2 separate regions of the Homo sapiens genome follow, and region 2 is linked to region 1. Evidence: chromatin loops called from intact Hi-C (ENCODE). Cell type or tissue: CD14-positive monocyte. All regions are shown on one strand. Each heading gives the region's core, and the rest is flanking DNA. Links, peaks and the distances in the headings are about the cores only.

Evidence for each region. Hi-C counts contacts between places; a loop is a spot of excess contacts. Peaks named below come from ENCODE experiments on the same cell type or tissue, not always from the same donor. Only the 100,000 strongest peaks of a DNase experiment are listed, where the experiment ranks them.
Region 2: a loop joins it to region 1, with 2.1 times the contacts of the local background. A loop is called at or near these places in 4 of 110 quality-filtered maps.

Annotation. Positions count from the first base shown.
Region 1 is chr12:89,855,140-89,858,062 of GRCh38, forward strand. No RefSeq gene overlaps it. Among named protein-coding and RNA genes, the nearest start is that of LINC02399, 91 kb to the right of the region's middle. RefSeq lists an enhancer at 2,916-2,923. In CD14-positive monocyte, for the core only: no CTCF peak of the experiment used is centred there; DNase peaks (open chromatin) are centred at 1,452 and 2,682; H3K4me3 peaks cover 1,546 bases; H3K27ac peaks cover 1,945 bases.
Region 2 is chr12:89,788,292-89,791,214 of GRCh38, forward strand. All of the region lies in intron 2 of LOC107984543 (a long non-coding RNA gene), which reads left to right. Among named protein-coding and RNA genes, the nearest start is that of ATP2B1-AS1, 81 kb to the left of the region's middle. In CD14-positive monocyte, for the core only: no CTCF peak of the experiment used is centred there; a DNase peak (open chromatin) is centred at 1,770; H3K4me3 peaks cover 755 bases; H3K27ac peaks cover 2,456 bases.

The DNA.
Region 1 (2,923 bases), core at 323-2,822:
GGATGGTGCTAAACCATTCATGAGAGATCCGCTCCTGTGATCCAAACACCTCCCACCAGGCCCCACCTTCAATATTGGGGATCACATTTCAAAATGAGATTTGGAGAAGACAAACATCCCAACCATATCAGGGACACATAGCTCTCAGAAATTTTCCTAAAAAAATGTTCTTTTCTCTTTTCTACAAGCTGCCTTCACACCCCACAGCTATTCTCACTCCTAGCTTCTCCCCTGAGCCATTTCCTCTGCCTCCAGCTTGGGCTGTTTTTACTTTCCTCTGCCCACCCTCTCCTGTGAAGTCTTTTTCTTCTTCCTACCACCTTGCAGGCATTGCTTCTTTCTGTTGGTTCTCTGACAATTCTCCATTACTGATGCCAAAGCATTGCTTTCTTTTAACATGTCTTCTCTTCTCAGAAGATAGAGGAGAGGAAGAAGCTGAACAAAGCCAGAATCTTGTTTTGCAGACTTGGCAAAACTCTTAAAGGAGTAGTTTTTCTGTCCTTAAGAGGTAAAAATCTTTCTTAAAGCCTACCAAATATGAGGTTCTGCACTTTATTCTGTTCACCTCTTGCCCATTTAATTCTTCAATTTGAGTTCTGTTGCCTATTCCTTTTTGTATGTCTGTTACTGCACATTTCATTGTAGCTGATTTCACTCAGAAAATAGCCTTCAACTATAGAAATGTAGGTCAGCATCATATATATTTAGGATGTCATTCATATGGAAGATAAAAGACAAGAATCCCTATTGCAAATTTCTTCTTTCCTTAATCCATTCTAGTACATTTCAGCATTGTAGGTTTTGGTACCTTGATTTTTCTTATCTCGTAGGAAAAAAAGTGGGTTCTTTCATATTAATATTCAGGACCATGTATACACGTGACACAATAAACCACCATTAAAGAGATTATTTACCCAAACATAATATTTTCTAAAATTGATCTAATAAGTAAATAGCTATGACCATCAGCATGTGTATTGTAGGAATGAATTTGATGAAGTATTCATAAATTACGGGTTGAGGGATGAATTTTTGAGTAGCTAAGGGGCTCTGCAACTATGCTGGTTGACTGCTTATACACACATATACACACATACAGTTTAATAATTACATGGGGTATAGAAAAAGAGTTGGACAAATAAGTCTCATCCAAGTCTTTTCCCACCAAATTTGTCTCCGAACTAGGAATGCTAAACAGCTCAAAACTAGTGGACGTGAGCTTTATCCAGTTCTCTGCTTCTTCCCACTCTAGTTGGAAGTGCTAATGAACTGACAGCTCGAACAAAAGCCAGCACACAGTAGTCAATCACATTTTTATTGCATAAAAAATGAACCCCCCCCAAATCAGAGCACAAAATGATACAAGATAGAAGGGACTTCAGTGTATCCTGTTCATTTCTATACTGCGTATCTGATCCCTGCATAATCACAGAGTGGCTAAAGATGATTCATCTGAAAGACCTATTTAAGGAAGGAAGTGAAAGTCATAGGCTAAAAAATGGCCCATAATCAGGTGCTGACAGTTGTGTGTTGAAAGGTTCTATGTAAAGCCAAACTTTCCAACCACAAAAAGGGACCTGTTTTGTTCAACATTCTGGAGCAAAGAAATTAAGGGGAAAGCCAAGCTAAGATGAAAGGCCTAGAAATAGTTTTAACTTTCATGCTTGACACAGGAAAATAAAAGAAACCTACTGAGTAGATTAAACAAATAAATGTCCAATCATGCATTTAATTTGAATTCCCATGAAAATCTGTCAAATTTGTAGAAAGACTCCTAAAGTTTATTTTTGATACTAGATAGGCCATCTCCTACGCCAAAAATGGAAACGCCTCATAAAATTGTATACAGGTGACTTGGCGATTCAGTGGCAGACTGTTCAGATTGTTTGTTATTGATGTCCCTTGCTGCTTGCTTGTAAATTCATGTACAGATTCATTCATTCATGCATTTATTCTTTTTTTTTTTTTAAATTCAACACATACTTAGTTACTTATTCATGCTGGGCATTGGGCTAGGCTTTGGAGACACAACAAATATCTCTTCCTCTGTTAAGAGACTTAGTCTAGGCTGGGTGCCGTGGCTCACGCCTGTAATCCCAGCACTTTGGGAGGCCGAGGCGGGTGGATCACCTGAGGTCAGGAGTTCAAGACAGACCAGGCTGGCCAACATGGTGAAACCCCGTCTCTACTAAAAATACAAAAATTAGCTGTGCGTGGTGGTGGGTGCCTGTAATCCTAGCTACTCAGGAGGCTGAAGCAGAAGAATTGCTTGAACCCAGGAGGAAGAGGTTGCAGTGAGCCGAGATCACACCATTGCATGCCAGCCTGGGTGACAAGAATGAAACTCTGTCTCAAAAAAAAGAAAAAAAAAAAAAAAAGAAAGAAAGAAAGAAAAGAAACTTAGTCTAGTTTGTCAGAGAAGAAAATGAACTTTTTTCTTTCTTTTTTTTACTGTACAGTACTGTAAGTGCCATGACAAAAATAAGCCCATTCAAAATGCCAATTCAGACTGGGAAATCAAAGAAGGCTTCTGGGAAGTATTAATTGCTGAGCTGAGATTTGAGAAAGAGTGGGTTTAGCCAGATGAAGGAGAGGCACTAGAACATGGTTGCTAAATGCGTGGATTCTACAGCCAGGCTCTCTGGGCTCAAGTCTTGTTTTTTCCAGTAACTATGCATGACCCCAGGCAAGGTTCCCAACCTCAATTTCTCAGTTCTTCAATTTCAACCTCAATTTCTCAATTCTTCAACCTCAGATTCCTCAATTTCTCTATGAGTGGGGGTAACAATAGTACCTACCACTTACCTATCCCAGGTTTGTAAGGATGAATAAATGCATTGATATTCCCAAAGTACTTGGAAGAGTGTGTCTCACTTAAGTGTTACATAAGTGTGTGATGAATAAATACAGGGGGAGGATGGCG
Region 2 (2,923 bases), core at 236-2,735, 67 kb before region 1:
CTTCTCATTTTGACTAATGTTGTTTCCCTGTCTCCCTCCTATGTATTGTTCTCATGTGTAATCATCATCAAGAAATATCACACTCCCAGCATTTTTCCTGCACACAAATCTTCATCTCAGCATCTCTTTCCCAGGGCAACTGACTTAAGACAGAACCTAAAGCAAGTGACCTGTAGTCTTGGGCTTAATTCTAGCACATCGAGATACATATATATTTACATGTCAACTATGTGTATATTACAAGGTCTTTATGCATGGGCTGAATTATGTAATTTTTTAAAAAGATAACTGTAGTTGCTAATAAGTGAGTAAAAGTAATAGTATATTCACTGTTAACAGTAACAGCCATTTTAACTTCTTTTACTTCTAGGCAAAACCCCCTGATCCCAGGTCTTGTTTTCATATTGCTTCCCTCTAGGGTGTGTTATAGGATACTTAATAGTTATGTTGATCATCATTGCAGCCTACCTCTTTTGAAGGCTTTGAAGGAAGTAACCTATGAACATAAATCTTTTTTTTTTTGTTATTTTGGCAGCAGGAAATATGATAGGTGAATTTACAACAAATATAGAGGATCAAAATATACTATTAGACACTTTTATATTAAAAGATGGAATTGCTCTCAAGACTTTCCCCATCTGGACTCTCAGAGGAGGATTTTAGCATAGAGATATTTGGATGTTTCTACCCTGAAAATATTGGCCTGATTTGGGTGACAGCAGCTTCCTAATAAGGAAGGCATTGAATAAGTAATAGCTACCTTGGAATACTATGATTCTAAGCTCTCTAGTCTTTTGAAAAAGAAAGGAATGTGATTCAGTAGAAACAGCACTGGATGGAAGCTGCCACTGATTTCTTTTATGACCCTGAGTAGGCAACTTAATTTTTTTGTGCTTTTTTTTCTTTGTCTGTGAAAAAGGTAACTGGGGCCGAACATGGTGGCTCACACCTGTAATCCTGGTACTTTGGGAGGCCAAAGAAGGAGGATCACTTGAGCCTAAGAGTTAAAGATCAGTCTGGGCAACATCGGGAGACTCTGTTTCTGAAAATAATTATAAAAATTAGACAAGCATGGTGGTACACACCTTGTGGTCCCAGTTACTTGGGAGGCTGAGGTGGGAGGATCACCTGAGCCTGGGAGGTCGAGGTTGCAGTGAGCCATGATCACACCACTGCACTCCAGCCTGGGTGACAGAGTGAGACCCTGTCTCAAAAAAAAAAAAAAACAAAAAAAAAACAAACAGATAACTGGGAGAAATCTTGAAAAAACCCTTTGTTTTTCCTAGTTCCATAATTATGTGTTCAGTTTATTTTCCAATCAACAAATTATTTCTTGGTTTTAGAGAGTTGTCTTTTGCATGCCACAAAGCATCAAATCATTACTTTTATTTTTTGTTTTCATTATTTAGTAACCTGAAATCATTGTTATGAAAAACATGCGCAATTTTCTTTAGTTTATTAGATTAAATATTGTGCCATAAATATTTTATGTAAAGAAAAATTCCAGGGGTTATTTAATATTTTGGTTTTAACCACTTACATGTAGATGAAGCTAGGTATAGAACATTCCTAGTTACAACAATAGCATATTTAAAAAAATGTGAGTTCTTGGGGGAATAATGAATGTTTTGTATGACTAGAGCTTAGGGAAGTTTTAGAAATCTGGCAAGAAATATGACTAGAATGTAGCCACAGGCCAGATTATGAAAGACAAAAAGACGTTTCCAGGGTGCCCATGTCACTTTCTCTGCTGTCAGTGGAAGAACACAGGGGAGGGAAGCAGTTAGTCAAGGGAGTAAAACTGGAAGTGAAGTAGAATAGATGAAGAAGGCAAAAGGAGGAAGTGAAATCAAACTACTTCCTTTTTCCTTCATCTTAAACTCCACTTGTATACAGAAACTGAAAAGAGGGACCTGAATTTCTTCCCTGATTGGAAGATAATATTTGTGTAATTTATTTAAAAATGCAGAAACTGATAACATTTATTTTTCAGGATTTTTAAAGTAAAAACGTTTATTTTATTGTTATTATTGTATATGCTTGGCCATGGCCAGGCTTTTAGAGCCTTCTATGAACTCTGTACATGAACAATCTGAACTCATTGTCCACCTTTCTTTTAATCTGAGCAGTCCCCTTAAATTTCAGGAATATTATTATTTTCAGAGTACAGCCTGTGTGCCACAATTTGCCATTTAATAACATTCCCTTGAATAGATGAATGACATTTTGTATTTGTTAAAGGACTTACTAAACACTTACTGGTTGCCTGAAATCACACCAAAATAAATGTAAATTTTGCTTTTAAATTCCATTGGCAAGAAAGAAGGCTAAAAATACTATATTTTCTGGAAAATACAAAGTGACGGGTCTTGTCTTAAATAAGTATTAATCATATTAGTATCAAATTGCTAAGCACATCTTTAGAGAAAAATTGTTTAGTGAGATAACTGATATTTGCCATGGTATAAATTTCCATTAGCGCTCAGCCCATCAGGTAATACATTTTCTCTTGCAGCTTTAGCTGAAAGTGTCTAATTGCGGGCAAATAATATTCTCAACATGGTAAGCTTCAGAAGAAATACAAAAAAACCCCAGCAGAAATGCAACTAAACTTTGGCTTTTCCAAGGAAGCTTTGGAAATAATTCTTCAAATATGTCAGCCTTAAATGTTTCTAATGGAAGTGTGGGTGGGAAAGAGGGGAAAAGATGCAAGAGAGTAAATGCTGGGTTACCTTTCAGAAAAAAGATAATCTATTATGAGGAGAACATTGACTTGAGCTTACAGCAAAACAATTTTGGTCCATTCTTTACATGTCTTTTACAAATATCTTATCCTCTTTGATCTTCATTTTTCTCCTCTGTAAATGTGAATAATGGTAACTGTGGAAGACAAAATAATACTCTCCTCACCAGAAGATGCCAA